Linked DNA regions of Mus musculus: region 1 is linked to region 2. The links are chromatin contacts, found by Hi-C or POLR2A ChIA-PET in ENCODE. All regions are on one chromosome and are shown on one strand. Each heading gives the region's core, a stretch centred on a gene start or an enhancer-like site at or near the end of the contact. The rest is flanking DNA. Distances are from core to core; before and after follow the strand shown. Region 1 holds the start of Nt5c2 (5'-nucleotidase, cytosolic II). Region 2 overlaps Nt5c2 (5'-nucleotidase, cytosolic II).

Evidence for each region. Hi-C counts contacts between places; a loop is a spot of excess contacts on that map. ChIA-PET counts read pairs that join two places held with the same protein, here RNA polymerase II (POLR2A).
Region 1: a loop to region 2 is called in a map of heart, with 1.8 times the contacts of the local background. The contact joins the promoter of Nt5c2 here to the enhancer-like site in region 2. A Hi-C loop is called at or near these places in 6 of 37 maps with a recorded cell type or tissue (T-helper 17 cell, T-helper 2 cell, gastrocnemius and 2 more). POLR2A ChIA-PET finds 5 or more read pairs at or near these places in 2 of 5 experiments (Patski and embryonic stem cell).

The regions. Positions count from the first base shown.
Region 1 is chr19:46,961,033-46,968,412 of GRCm38, forward strand. It overlaps Nt5c2 (5'-nucleotidase, cytosolic II), which reads right to left and starts at 1,276. Exons shown (of 18, transcript NM_029810.5): 1 at 1,240-1,276.
Region 2 is chr19:46,921,867-46,929,024 of GRCm38, forward strand. It overlaps Nt5c2 (5'-nucleotidase, cytosolic II), which reads right to left. Exons shown (of 18, transcript NM_029810.5): 3 at 2,396-2,469. Among named protein-coding and RNA genes, the nearest start is that of Nt5c2, 37 kb to the right of the region's middle. Within about 2 kb of position 5,270, at least 1 of the 3 ENCODE cell types and tissues checked has a DNase peak (open chromatin) inside an H3K27ac peak, as active enhancers do; it is heart, where a contact is called at or near this core.

The DNA.
Region 1 (7,380 bases), core at 26-2,525, 35 kb after region 2:
GTTAGGGACCTGGAAGAGAAAGATCCCAAGTTCGAGGCCACTAGGGTACAGAGCCTGTTCGAGGCCTACAAACAGGTTCATATTGTAATGGAAATGCTCTTCGGAAGCAAGCCGGGAAGCATCAATCCTTGTATCAACAGCCCAGCATAACCACCTTGCCACTACGAGCACCCGCAACGATTTTATTGCAATTTTTAACCAGCTGGTTTGTTAAACTGAACCTCTAAGCCCTGATGTCTTCTCTTACATTCTTAGCCATTGATGGAAAATGCTAAGGTGACTATGTGAAAGACCTGAAGTCTTTCTGTACTCACTACGTCTACGATAAATGGCACCGTTTTAACATCCTCCCCCTACACATGACGGCCAAAGGAATTTGCATCCCTTAAGAAAAATTATAGGTCTACGGTCATTATGAAACAATGTGCGGGGGGGGGGGGGGCGCAGAGAAGTGGTGGGGAACACGCAACCGTGTTGAGTGACTAGTCATTTCAGAGTGCTCTATTAGAGCACAGCCCTCGACTACCGAGGCTGTGAAACAAATCCGACACAAACCTTCATCTAATGCTTTTAAAGGCTGCGGCCAGGCAAAGCCAACCGCTCAAAACGCTGTTCTTGTAACAGGCCCCACTTCTGCATCTCGCCCTGCAGGGCTTCGGGGGCCCCAGAAAAAAAAAGGCGAGGGACAAACCGCCTCCAAACGTCTTTAGGCGAGACTTGCAATTGATGTGAGCTTTCCAGGAAGTACTGCGCACCACAAAACTGGCTCGTGGGCCATTCCGCGGGCAGATCCAAACCCTGCCAGGCTCGCAGCCCATGAGGGGAGCCCCGCACCCGCCTCACGAGAACTGAGGCCAGGCTGCCAGCCCAGAGAGACCAGGGGAACCGAGAGCGGCGCCTGCCCGCCCACTCCGCGAGAAAGGCGGGGTCCCAGCTAGCGGACGCTGGGAAACAATGGCGCGAGCATGACGTGGGCCGGGGGCGTCGCCGCCGCGCGGGGAAGGGGCTGCGGCGGGCCGGGGGCGCCCGGGCCGGGGGCGTGCGCCACGCCGGGGCGCTGAGGCCGCGGGCGCGCGGGCAGATCTGGGCCGGGGTAGGGAGCCCTGAGGAAAGGGACGCCGGGCGGACGGCGGGGGCCGCTGGGTCGCGCGCTGGGCCGCGCATCCTCCCCAGCCTGCTCGCTCGCCGCCCGCCCGCTCCAAGCCCCCTCCCGCCCGCCGCGGGTGCCGCCGCACTCACCGGCCGCACCGCACGGCAGCAATCCTAGCGCGCAACTGCCGCAGCCGCCTCGGCGCGCGCCCTCCCCGCCCCCGCCGCCCCGGCACCGCCCCCAGCTCGCGCCCGGCCAGGGACCGGCGCTCTGTTCCTTACCCGGGCTCCGCCGCAGAAGCCGGCCGCGGCGATGCTCCCTGGCGGGCGGTCCTGTCTCAGGGCCCCTCACAGGGCTCGGGGAACTTCCCACCACAGAACTCCCAGAGCTGCTAAACTCCGAGGGTGATGCACGTTAACAACCTATCCATTTCCTAGGAATAACCACCTCTTGGCTTTTTGCCTGCTCCCCTCAGCACACTCCTGGCTGCCCCGCCCCTACCTTAGGTGACCACGCCTACTCTGCGAGAGGCTTTCCCTAAGGTGGGAAGAGTGTGTCCCTTACTCCTAGCAGCTTACTCCTAGACAAACGAACCAGAGGGTCTCCCTGGAAGACCTTGAACTCAACTCCATGATAATCATAGGGACCAGCTTTGGGGTTTATCAGAATGAGTTCAAATCCTAGTTTCACTACTTACCCAGGGAACCAACCAAGGAACCTGACTACACACAGTTGATTTATCCGAGATATTATTGATAGAATGAAACAATACAGACTCCAGGCTTAGTTCTGGATCCTAGCAAACAATAAATAGTAGTTGAATACACTGACACCCGTTACCGTACTTCACTACAAGACAGCCCACCCACTATGTCCAGAACACTGCATTCCTTAGTCTGGGCAGCTCTGGAATTCATCGCAAAGACCAAATTCTAGTCCTGGGAGCCTCGGAAAAGCAACTGATCTACTGGTTCTTCGACCTTGGACTTTGCCCAAGATCTTCCCGAGTTGGGGATATTTGATCCCTCCCATTGTTTTTCCTCTGTCCTAATTCTGAGGATCTTTGTCTTTCTCTCAGGCATTTGGCTGATTTGATTTTGATTTCCTTTAGATGGTATCATCCAAGACTAAGCCAAGTTTTGTAGTACCATCATAATCAAGGAGGACTATGGCTTCCACTTTGTAACAGCGCCTTGCATTTGTGCAGTAAAGTTCTCAGTGAACACTAAGTATGGTAGCTTGCCGGGAGTCCTAGCTTCTGGAGATGCTAGGACTAAGGCAAGAGGATTACGTGAGCCCAGAATTTGAAGTTAACCTGAGCAACATAATGAAAGAAAGAAAAAAGGGAGAGGAAGCAATGGTGAGGGGGGGGGGGGGAACAAGGAAGAAAGAGGAGGAAGGAGAAGAAAATGAAAAAGAGAAGAAAGTTCTTGGCAGACATACTACTGACTCATTACACTTGCAGTCAACCTGAACCACAGGGTGTTTTTGAAAACAGGAGGGCTCTGCTAACAGCTTCTACTTACCCTCCTGTGCCTTTCACCCTGCCTAGGTCAGCTGAGGATAAGCCCCTATTAGGCTTTTCACCTATTAGGCTTTTCAACATGGGAAAAATGGCATGTAAGCCAGTTTGCAGTTAGCTTAATACCACCTTTAAGCCAAGTATGTTTCTAGAAAGCCTGGTTTTGTAGGTAGGCCTGGAGTGGTTAAAGCTTACCTTGAATTCCTCTCAGGAGGCAGAGGCAGGTGGATCTCTGAATTCAGGGCCAGCCTGATCTACAGAGCAAGTTCTGGGCCAGCCAGGGCTACCAAATAAGACCCTGTCTCAAAATAAGTAAATAAATGCCCAGTTCTGTGACTAAAGACTGGTACGGGGCCGGGCGTGGTGGCGCACGCCTTTAATCCCAGCACTTGGGAAGCAGAGGCAGGCGGATTTCTGAGTTCCAGGCCAGCCTGGTCTACAGAGTGAATGCCAGAACAGCCAGGGCTACACAGAGAAACCCTGTCTGGGGGGGGGGGGCGGGGGACTGGTAGGGGGCTGTGTACATTTGACAGGAAAAAAGGAGAGTGCACACAGAGACTACAGAGAAGTAACAACAGGGTATGTTAATAATGGGTTTGCTTTCAGTGACAAGAGTTAGGTATCTTTTTATTCTTATTTTTCCTTTTCCTGTTTGAGTCTCTGTAGAACAGGTTAGCTTCAAACTCATGAGAATCCTCCTGTCTCAACTACAATTATAAGCATGAGCCACCACGTCTGGCTTTTCTTTATACTTCTTCACAAATTTTCCTACATTGTGTTACTTTTATAATTGAGAAATCTGAGAGGCCGAGGCACCGGGTCTGAGTTCCACTCTCTGGCATCCACACGAAGCCAGCATGGCTCTATGCAGCCTATCATCCCAAGACCAAGAGGTGAGAACAGGACCCCTGGGCTCCTGCCAGCCAGGCTAGCCAATCAGTTAGCCCCGTTCAGCGAGAGACCCCTATCTCAAAACGTTTGCTACGAGGGGCTACACAGATGGCTCAGCAGTTAAGAGCACTGACTGATCTCCCAGCTGACTGACTTTACCTTCAGTTTCAGGGGATGTGACCCTCCCTCTCATGCATGTAGGCAAAACACGAATACACACTTAAGAAAAAACTTTATTTTAGTTGATAGAAGGTGGAGGGATGGCTCAGCAGTTAGGAGCACTTGCTGCTCTTCTAGTGGACTGAGATCTGGTTCTCAGCATCTACACGGGAGCTCACAGCTGTCTGCAACTCCAGTTCCAGGGAATCTGGCATTCTTCTGGCCTCCCTGGGCACCCAACATTCATAAACACACACACACACAGATTTTCAACACCCACACACTTACATAAGCACACACGTGTACAGACAGGTGTGCACACTCACACAGGTCTGCACACCTACACATTTATATGCACACAGAGGGTTACAAACCCATACACTTAAATACACATATGAAGTTGGATGTATAACCATTTAAATACAGTACTATATAATTTTTTGAGACAGGGTTTCTCTGTGTAACCCTGACTATCCTAGAACACGCTCTGTAGACCAGGCTGGCCTCGAATTCATAGATTCACCTGCCTCTGCCTCCCAAGTACTTAAAAGCATTTGCCACCACCATCCAACTGAAGTATATTTTATATTAAAAAGTATATAAAATATAGTGCCTGGAAAGATGGCTCAGTGGTCAAGAGCACTGGATGCTCTTCCAGAGGACCCAGGTTTGAATCCCAGCACCAACATGGCTAGTCACAACCATCTTTAGTTCCAGAAGATCCAGTGTCCTCTTTTCTTACAACAACAAGCACATATGCAATGCACAGACATAAATGCAGGCAAGATATCCACACACAAAATGATCTTGATCTATATGTACTAACATAAATCACATATATGTACAGTATATACACACACACATATGTCAGTCCATATATATATGCACATACACATATACACATAGAGACACACATACATGTCTTTTGAGAGAAAATATCACATAACTCAGACTGGCCTTAAATTCCTATGTGGTCAACCTTGAACTCCTGCCAAGCTAAGCTGATTCTATCAGAGGACTAATGAAGCTAAGGAATCATGAGGGGCTTATTCAGTATCTCTACTCTGATATTACTTGAAGAATTTAGGCACTGTTTGGTCTAAAAAGCCACTCCACTGTGGCCTTAGATGGTCTAGCACCAAACTTCTTGCTGAAATACTCACATGGCTGTCCTATCTCTCCCTCTCTCTTAGTTGGGGTTTCTATTACTGTGAAGAGACACCATGATCATGGCAACTCTTATAAAGGACAACATTTCATTGGAACTGGCTTACAGGTCAGAGGTTTGGTCCATGATCACCGTGGCAGGAAGCATGGTGACAAACATGGCAGGCAAACATGGTTGCTGGAGAAAGAGCCGAGAATTCTACATCTAGACCACAGGCAGCAGACAGGAAGAAAAAGTGACACTGGGCCTGGTTTGAGCATTTGAAAACACCAAAGCCCACTCCCTGTGACACACTTCCTCCAACAAGGCCGCACAAACTCTGACAAGGCCACACCTCCCAATCCTTCCCAAGTAATGTCACTTCCTAGGAGTCCGTGGGAGCATTTTCATTTAAATCATCATTGTATCTAATTAATACTTTAAAAATACAAGTGCTATAAGCCTTGATTCTTCCAGACTGTGAGCTGATTCACAGCTCAGTTGGCAATTTTTCTGCTTCTTGACAGAAACTTCCTTCCCAAATGTGTGTTATGTACCGACCTGGTATCTAACACCGCCCAACGCCCAACACAAATGTGAGAGTCTGCCTTCATGGAATGTGCTGACAATCTGGAAGATGAACTTGAAATAAGTAAACGGGGCTGAAGATACAGCTCAGCTGGTAAAGTGCTTGGCCAGCGTGCACAAATCCTGGCACAATATAAGACTGGGCAGGGCCAGCTTGCTGCCAAGCCTAACAACCTGAGTTCAACTCCTGGGACTCAACTTGTGGAAACAGAGAACCAGCCCCACACAGTTGTCCTCAGACCTCCATGTGCGTGTAGATAAGTAGCTGTTACATGTTAAGGGCTGTGCTTGGTGGCACAACCCTGTGATCCCAGCACTCAGGAGAGAGACCAAGAACTCAAACAACTACAAAATCTAGTATGTGCAAGGCCCTAGAGTCAATCATCTGTACTACAATACAACAAAAGGATGGGGGAGTCTCAGAAGGAGCCAAAGCTCTGCCCCATGGATGACACTGACGCACCCAGCCTTCAGTGCAATGGAAAAGAGCACACAGGATAAAACAGGAACTGTAGGAGTCAGACCCACAGTTTAAATGTTACCCACCAGCCAATAACCTCAGAGTTACAAAAAGTGACTCACTGGAATCAGGTAAAAACCCATTGGAAACGTCTACTGGAGATTTACACCATGAGAGATGATCTACAACTGTTAGCAAAATCTTTTTTTTCTTAAAGATTTATTTATTTTATTTACATGAAAACACTCTAGCTGTCTTCAGGCACACCAGAAGCGGGCATCAGATCCTATTACAGGTGGTTGTGAGCCACCATGTGGTTGCTGGGAACTGAACTCAGGACCCCTGGAAGAATAGTCAGTGCTCTTAACTGCTAAGCCATCTCTCCAGCCCCTACGAACACCCTTTCTAGTCATCTTCCCTAAATACCCTTTTATATAAGTGTATTAATTATACACTGGGTTAACCTTAATTGTCCCAAGTTAGTTTTAATTATCAACACAGCATAACCTACTATCATATAAAGTCTCAGCTGGGGACGACAGTGCAAGCCCAACATTGTGTGTGTGTGTGTGTGTGTGTGTGTGTGTGTGTGTGTGTGTGTGGTGTCTAGGTATTGAACCTGGGGTAATGTGCATGCTAGGCAAATGCACTGAACTACACTACTAGGTCAGGGGTCAACATTCTGCTGTACTCTGAAGCTGAAGCTGTAAACAGTGTGAGCTTCCTGACCTGGGTGCTGGAAACTGGACTCAGGTTCTATGGAAGAGCAGTGAGTGCTCTTCTCTGCTGAGCCTCTCTCCAGTCCATTCTTATATTCCTGCCTCTACGCTGTGACTTCATCAGCCCTTGCTTGGAAATCTGAGAGGACAGTACAATTTGTTTTTAGTAAGAACTGACATATCACCAACCTTCCTCCCTTGGTGCCCATTTAATGTCAGTGTTAATTGTCAACTTGGTATAGCATAGTGCCATATAAGGGCAGTGGTGGTGCACATCTTTAATCCCAGCACTTGGGAGGCAGAGGCAAGTGGACCTCTGTGAGTTGAGGCCAGCCTAGGAGTGGCCAACAATTGAGCCAATTGAGCGACTGCCTGGATCAGAATGACCTGCTGGGAGCTGTCTGGATTGTCAATTGATGTGGGAGGTCCCAGGCTATAGTGGACGGCACCATCCCCCGGGAAGGTAGTCCTGGACAGTGTAAGAAAGCTGGCTAAGCTTGACCCTAGGAGGAAACTGGCAAGCAGTCTATGGCTTCTGCTGTAAGTTCCTGCTTGAGTTTCTTGTTGGGGGATGGATTTGTGCACTGTGAATTCAGATGCTGATTACGGTCCCCAGAGATCTAATTGCAGTTCAGATATTGGCACTGTCAAACATCTCCTGTCTCGGTGTTGTGTAAAAATTGTTTTTCATCACCTCTGATTGGTTAAGAAAAACCTGGGGGCCGGTGAGATGGCTCAGCGGGTAAGAGCACTGACTGCTCTTCCTGAGGTCCTGAGTTCAAACCCAGAAACCACATGGTGGCT
Region 2 (7,158 bases), core at 4,020-6,519:
ATGCACGATATCTGACACGCAGCCTCCAAAGGGGTTGTGACCTACAGGTTGAGAACCATTGGACTAGAGGATTCTAACAGACTAGAACACATGCAGCCAAAGCTAATATTTATTTAGCAGCTACCATATAATATATTTTTAAACTAAGCATAGAATATAAATGAGAAAAAGAAAACTCTTGCTCTTGAAACATTGACAAGCCAAAGTAACAGGTTACCCAAAGCTACAAGCTAATGACTTCTCAATGTACTAAGGTGTAGGATATACAGTAAGAAACTGTCTAAAAGCAAACAAATGGCTCAGAGCCGATAGGTAGAGGTTAAGAGCACTTGCTGCTCTTCCAGAGACACCAGGTTGTATTTCTAGGGGCCATGTGGTAGCTCATAACAGTATGCTAACTCTAGTTTCAGGATACCCAACACCTTCTCCTAGCCTCCCTAGACACCAGGCACTCGTGTTGTGTAGAGACATATATGTAGGCAAAATACCCATACACATAAACAAGGAATTTAATGCTCTGAAGGGATTTGCCAGTGTCATAATTGTACAGGGAATGGTTCTTAAAGAATATAAACTCAGACCAAGTATGCCAGCATATACCTGTAACCCCAGCACTGAGAAGGCTGAGGGAAGACAATAAACTCAAGACCAGCCGAGACAGATAGTAAGACTCACCCGGTCTCAAAAATAAATAATAAATATGGACATACATACCAAGAGCATTTCTCCCACACACTCAAATCTTAAAGAAACATGAACACACTCCTCTTTATTTTATCACTGTATGGCAAAGCACATCTTGTAATGAAAAGTCTCCTAACTTCAAAGATGTGAGGTTTTTTTTTGTCTTGCTTTTGTGTGTTTTACAATGTCAAAAGTTACTCAGTTACTTTTCATGACAACCATTCAGGAAGCAACTTTTACATTTTAAAGTTTTGTGTATTTAACTTTTTTTTTAAAGGACCTGGCTATACCTGCCCAGGATGGTCTCAAACCTCTGGACAAACAATCCCTCAGTATCAGCTTCCTGAGTGCTGAGACTACAAGCTCACACTGCCACATGTAGGGAAAGACAACTTTTTAAAAGAATTTATGGAATCTTTTTCCAGAGTATTGTAACTGCAGCTGTATGTGTAACACATGTGCTCACCCTCATCACTCAAACCTACTACTCTTAAGCTACAGACCACCCTGCCAATGCTGCCAATGTTTTCAGTTCTGAAGCAGTGTGCTACAGACTGACACAACTGGCTATTTCAACTCTATCTCAGAGACAGAAGGGAAGAATGAGCACAATGCTGGGCTTTCAAGAAGTCTGTAACAAGGAGCAAAGCTAACACCTCTAGTCTAAAGAAAGCCTTTTGTATAGAAAATGAACACAGGTCCTATCAGTCCTCAAGTAAAGTACCCATGGGCTAGGGAGATAATTGAGCAGGTAAGAGCATGCACTGCTCTTTCAGACGGCCTGAATTCCATTCCCAGTGCCCATGCAGGAGTTTTACCACCATCACTAACTCCAGCTCTGGGGTCGGATGCCCTTTTCTGGTGGCCACCTACATTCATACACCCATACAGATAACACACACACACACACACACACACACACACACACACGTGTACACACAATTAAAAATAAAACAAATCTTCTTTTAGAAAAGAGTAAACCATTATGAAACTGGGGATATAGTTCAGTAGGAAAGCATGTGCCTGGCATGATCAAGGTTCAAGGCTTGACTCCTAGCACCACAAGTGAACAACCATGAAAATGTTTGGGGGTAAAAAAAAAAAAAAAAGTTGCTGAGTGTGGTGGCTGAGTGTGGTGGCTCATGCCTGAACTCCAAGCGCTTACACTCTCCCAGTCCCACAATACTAAACTATTAACTTTATGGCAGAGTGAGAAACCCACAATCTCATCTTTAAGCTGGGTACTGTGACACATGCCTGTTATCCTAGCATTTGGGAAGCAGATGGGAAAGATCCATGCAAGTTCCAGGTCAGCCTGCATGAGTGAGTTCCAGGTCAGCTTAGAGCATAGTGTGACATCTGTCAGAAAAAGTTTTTTTCTATTTTTAAAAAACAGCTTAAAAGAATTAGAGCCAAAATGCCCAAGTATACACATTAATGTATTCATTAATCTATAATTTTAGTAAAAAGGGTTTTTACAAGAATTTTAAAGTAAGTTACGACTTTTTCTAATTATCTGTACAAGCTCAGGAACCAACTCTCAAGAATACTGGGTAACTTCAATGTTCACAATCTCAATGGAAAAACAACCCGATAAGAGCTTCTTGAAGCCAAATCAATGATTCCATGAACAAGTGACCACTGAACTTCCTGTGGACCCACTGTTGCATCAAGCTCAGAAGTTCTTAAGAAGTCAAAAGTCACTACTTACCGGCTAGGGTATAATCCATATCAAAACCAAAACACTTTATTTTTTCCATGGCTAAACTTCGGTTCACAAACACCCTATAAAAGAATAAGAAAATCATATCTTGATCAACATTCAAGTTTAATGAAGCTATTTTACTATTCTTTATACTGTCGTTTATTTTATTTTCCCAACTGACATTATATTATTGTATATATTTACGGTGTTTAACATGATGAATTGATATTACATCACAGTGACTAGGGACCAAGCAACTTAAACATGCCATGCAGGTAAGTCTCCCTCCCTCCCTTGCCTTTCTAATACACCAGCTCATTATTACCTGTGCTCACACTGTACTGTCAAGCCTTGGACAAACAGCTCCTAGATAACTGTAGTTATGTATCTCACACATACAATGAAACTTTTTTTCTTAAGTTTCAAATGCAAGTGATACTATGCAGTATAATCCTGTATTTGATGTATTTACTCAGTACAATGTCATCTAAGTTCATGTAAGTGGTTGCAAATGGTAGAATCTCCCTTTGAAAGCTAAAAAATGTTCCTCTGATATGTTTAGAGAGTTCAAATTTACCCTACATCTATGGATGAATGCTGTGATTAGTAACGATGCAATGAACACTGGAGAGTAGTGGGCAAGGTGGGTGATCTCATTTTCTTTGGGTACTTTTATTACTTTGATTTCTTTGGGAAACTTGGTGCCATTTTCCACTGTGGATATAACAATTTATGCCAAACTTTTGTATATCTAATTGTGATATTAATTTGAACCTCTTAGATTAGATGATCTGTGATTTTAAATACTTTTTCATGTATCTGTTGGCAATTTACATGTCTTCCTAAGACATATAAACTGCCTATTTTTTTTCAATTGGGTTTTCTTTTCTGCTATTTGCTTGCTTGGAGACTACTAACAGCTTGATCCAGTGGTAAGGCAGGCCCATGCTGAAGTAATGAGGAGGCTAGCTAAGGCAGGAGTAGCAAATTCAAAGCCAGGAATTAAAAGCCAAACTTTGTAACATAACAAAAAATAAAGCTAGATGTGACAGCACGTTCCTGTAATCCCAGCAGTGGGGAGTCTAAGGCAGGAGGATCACAAATCACAAGCCAGCCTGGGCTGGCTACATGAGTTCCAGGCCAGCCTGAGCTACACAAATAGACCCTGTCTCAAAAGAAAACAAAAGCCCAAGCAAATAAACAAATAATAAGGGAAGTAAGTCAGGTGTGAAGGAACAGGCTGAGGCAGGCCAACCTCATGCTCAAGCCAGGCTGGGCCATACATGGTGCAGCCCTGTCTAAAACTAAAAAAAAAAAAAAAAAAAAAAAAAAAACAAAAACCTCCAAGGTCTAAGGAGCTTAGCATATACAATGCCCTTGGTTCAGTCTCAAGCATTACATAAAACCAAGCATGGAGCATACACCTATAACCCCAGGTGGAGGCAGGGTGGGCAGAAGTTTAAGGTGATCCTCAACTACATAGTGACCCTGTCTGTGTCTCTGTGTCTGTGTCTGTATCTGTGTCTGTCTCTCTCTCTCTCTCACATACACACACACACACTTTAAAAACTTTATAGACTTCTTTGTGTTACAAATTATAGTAAAATGGACAGTTTTAAAGAATGCATTCCCAAAGAATTGCTTAAAATAATTCAATTGAAGATGAAACACTATCATTTATTTTCTATGAAAACCATTTGCATCTCATGGATTTCACTGCTCCCACACACAGTAAGCTCAGTAAGTCTGTTAGATTCTGAAAGAAGTATTACATAAAATTTTTATACTCCCCTTGAACCTTGAGGAGGTAAGGGGCAGGTGTGGCAAACACCTGTTAACCCAGCAGAGGCAAGCAGACCTCATGTGAACTTGAAGTCACACTGATCTACATAGTCAGTTCCAGGTCAACCAAGCTTACACAGAGAAATTCTGTCTCAGGGTTACTAACCCACAGTCAAAATTTCTGACCCAGAACTGATCCTGTCTAAAAGAACTGCAGGGACAAAAATGGAGAAGAAATTGAAGACAAGAGCCTAGCATGGCTGTCCTCTGAGGCTCTACCCGCAGCTGACTGAGACAAACACAGATACTTACACACAACTATTAGGACCCCTATAGTTGAATTAGGGGACGGCTTGAAGAAGCTGAAGAGGAGGGTGACCCCATAGGAAGACCAGCAGTCTTAAATTAGCCAGCTCCCAGGAAGCTCCCAGACACTGAGCCACCAACCAGGCAGCATACATGGGCACACAGATAGCACAGGAGTGCTTGGTGTGGCCTCTGTGGAAGAAGATGTACCTAACTCTCGTGAGACTTGAGGCCCAAGGGAAGGGAGGCTAGGTGGGAGGGGAGCACCCTCTCAGAGGCAAGGAGGAGGAGGGATGGGATAGGGAACCACGGGGGTTGGGGGGTGAGGGGAGCAACGGCAGGAATGTAAGTAACTTTTTTAAAAAACCTAGTTTTTGGAACATCATTATCTTGACTTAAGCATTGTAAGAGAAAGGAAAGAGAAAATCTTGTCAGCTGAAAAAAAAAAAAAAAAAGAACCTAGAGGAAAAGTGGCGCCTCCCCTAACCTTTCTGTTTTAGTTCTTTGTTTCTAGTAGTTTGAGGTGCTAGAAAAGCAAACATCACAAAGCAACAACTGCTACACACACACACACACACACACAGCTACTTAGCTCCAAATACCACAGTGATCCTCCCCTCAGGTTTTACCCTGCTTTTTCACGGAGAGCAAAATCTACCTGATGACTGACAATCCCCGCCTACATAAATCCTTTTGAAAACAACACAGGAGAAAGACACAAAATAATGGTTCTAACTCTAAAAACCGAAAGCTACTACAGCTGAGGCTTTTCAAGAGACAAGGGGCCAACTGGATGAAGCCCTGCTCAGAGCTGTAACAGCTGATGTGCCTAAAATACCTCAGCTAACACAGGCAGCAAGGGGATGAGGAAGATTGCTCTTCCACGTCACACATCTTAAGAAATAGGTCCAGAACAACGTAATTTTTAAAAAGCAGTTTCAATTTTGATAGAAAACAGATGTTAGCTGGCTTTAGATGCAGCTGAAGTAGCAGGGAAGACACTAACATAAAAGAAATGTCGCAAAGCAAAGCTCTTTTCTTGGTCAGGGGAGGAAAAAAAGGCTGCACCTGCATAGCCACGGAAATCTTTCAAAGTAGACACATTTTGAAAAGACAGCAAGAGCAGGGTACCCTTGCTAATGCTGGGAATAACATATTTCAGGAATAAGAAAATCTATTTTTGCCAAAATAACCATGGCTAAATATCCATCAAGTCACATGTCTCACTCCTCTCTGAGTTGACTAATCACATTATCTACTCCATCAACACATTTACCGATGTGTGCTAGAATACACATCTCATTTTGTGACAAATATCACAGAATATCCTTTGGGAATAGTCAGAGCTACAAAACTTTGTATGTCCTTAAGATTAGAAAATAAGATCTGGCAAGTGGGTAAAAGTTCTTGCTGCCAAGCATGGAGACTTGAGTTCAGTCTTAGGACCATCAAAGAAGAGAACTCACTCGCTCAGTTGTCCTTTGACCTCTCCAAGTGCCTGCGGTGGCATGAGTTCCCACATACAAACATTTGCACGCAAACATGAACACACAATATATTAATAAAACATTTTAATTAGGAAAAATACATTTGAGAAACTTGCATCAAATATCCTTTCCTTTTCATTCAAAGCAAGTACTCTAAATCGTAGAATCACCTCCTAAACTTAAGAGAGCATCACTCCTATGCCCTCACTTCTGTGGTGATCTTTATGTGAAAACCTCACCTATAGTCTCAGCTTTCCTTTTCTTTCCCTAACATAAACTATGAACATAGAAGGAGGTATACAGAAATGAAATCTAATTTGCTGTGTAAGCTAAGCTGTAATAAGCAAAGGAACAACTGTTACAGAGAACTAAGCCAAACACAGTTCCTGCATGTATGTGCTAAGCTTTACAAATACACAAATACCCAAGGCTGAACGAGAAACCTTTGGCACAGGAGAAAATGTAACCCTGACCTCACATATCTCAGGACAGACTTCAACAGACACTTATCTCTCAGCTTGAGACTAATGGCCATTCCCCACCGAGTTTACAAATTAAATGAAGTGTAAGATATTGTGTCAACTACAAGATATTAACGGAAAAGCAAGCTCACTGACCCACATATTTCAAAACAAATAAATTTACATACTTGGGAAAAATCAAATTTCTCTACAAATACCAGGACCTTTCTGCAGATCTGCCCGTGCCAGCTTACTATGGTCTTACTAAACTATTAACTAGCAGAATAATTTCACCTATGTTCAAGAGCATAAACATATCTGTAAAAATTAAAAGCATGCTTTAAAACATGTAATTATCACCCAAAATGTTATGGCTAAACTAGGCATCCAATTATAAATCAGAATCATAAATCCAACTATCATCCAGAATTCCCACAGATAAGAGCTGTGAGCTGACACTCACAATTTCTAGGAGATACATACACAGGAACATTGTAAAACTAAACACAGACTCCAGTAAAAACACCTTTAGCAATATTTACTATCAAATCCCACAGCAGTAAGGCAAAATTCCATTCAGGTACAGATATTAGCTGCAAGAAATAAAACCATTACTACAATGTGCTTTAAGAATAGGGATCTAAGAGTCTAAGATTTAACATAAACATGCAACTTATTATATTTGAAATTCTGTAAACAGCAAACCTCTGGTTTGGATCTGACTATAATTCAA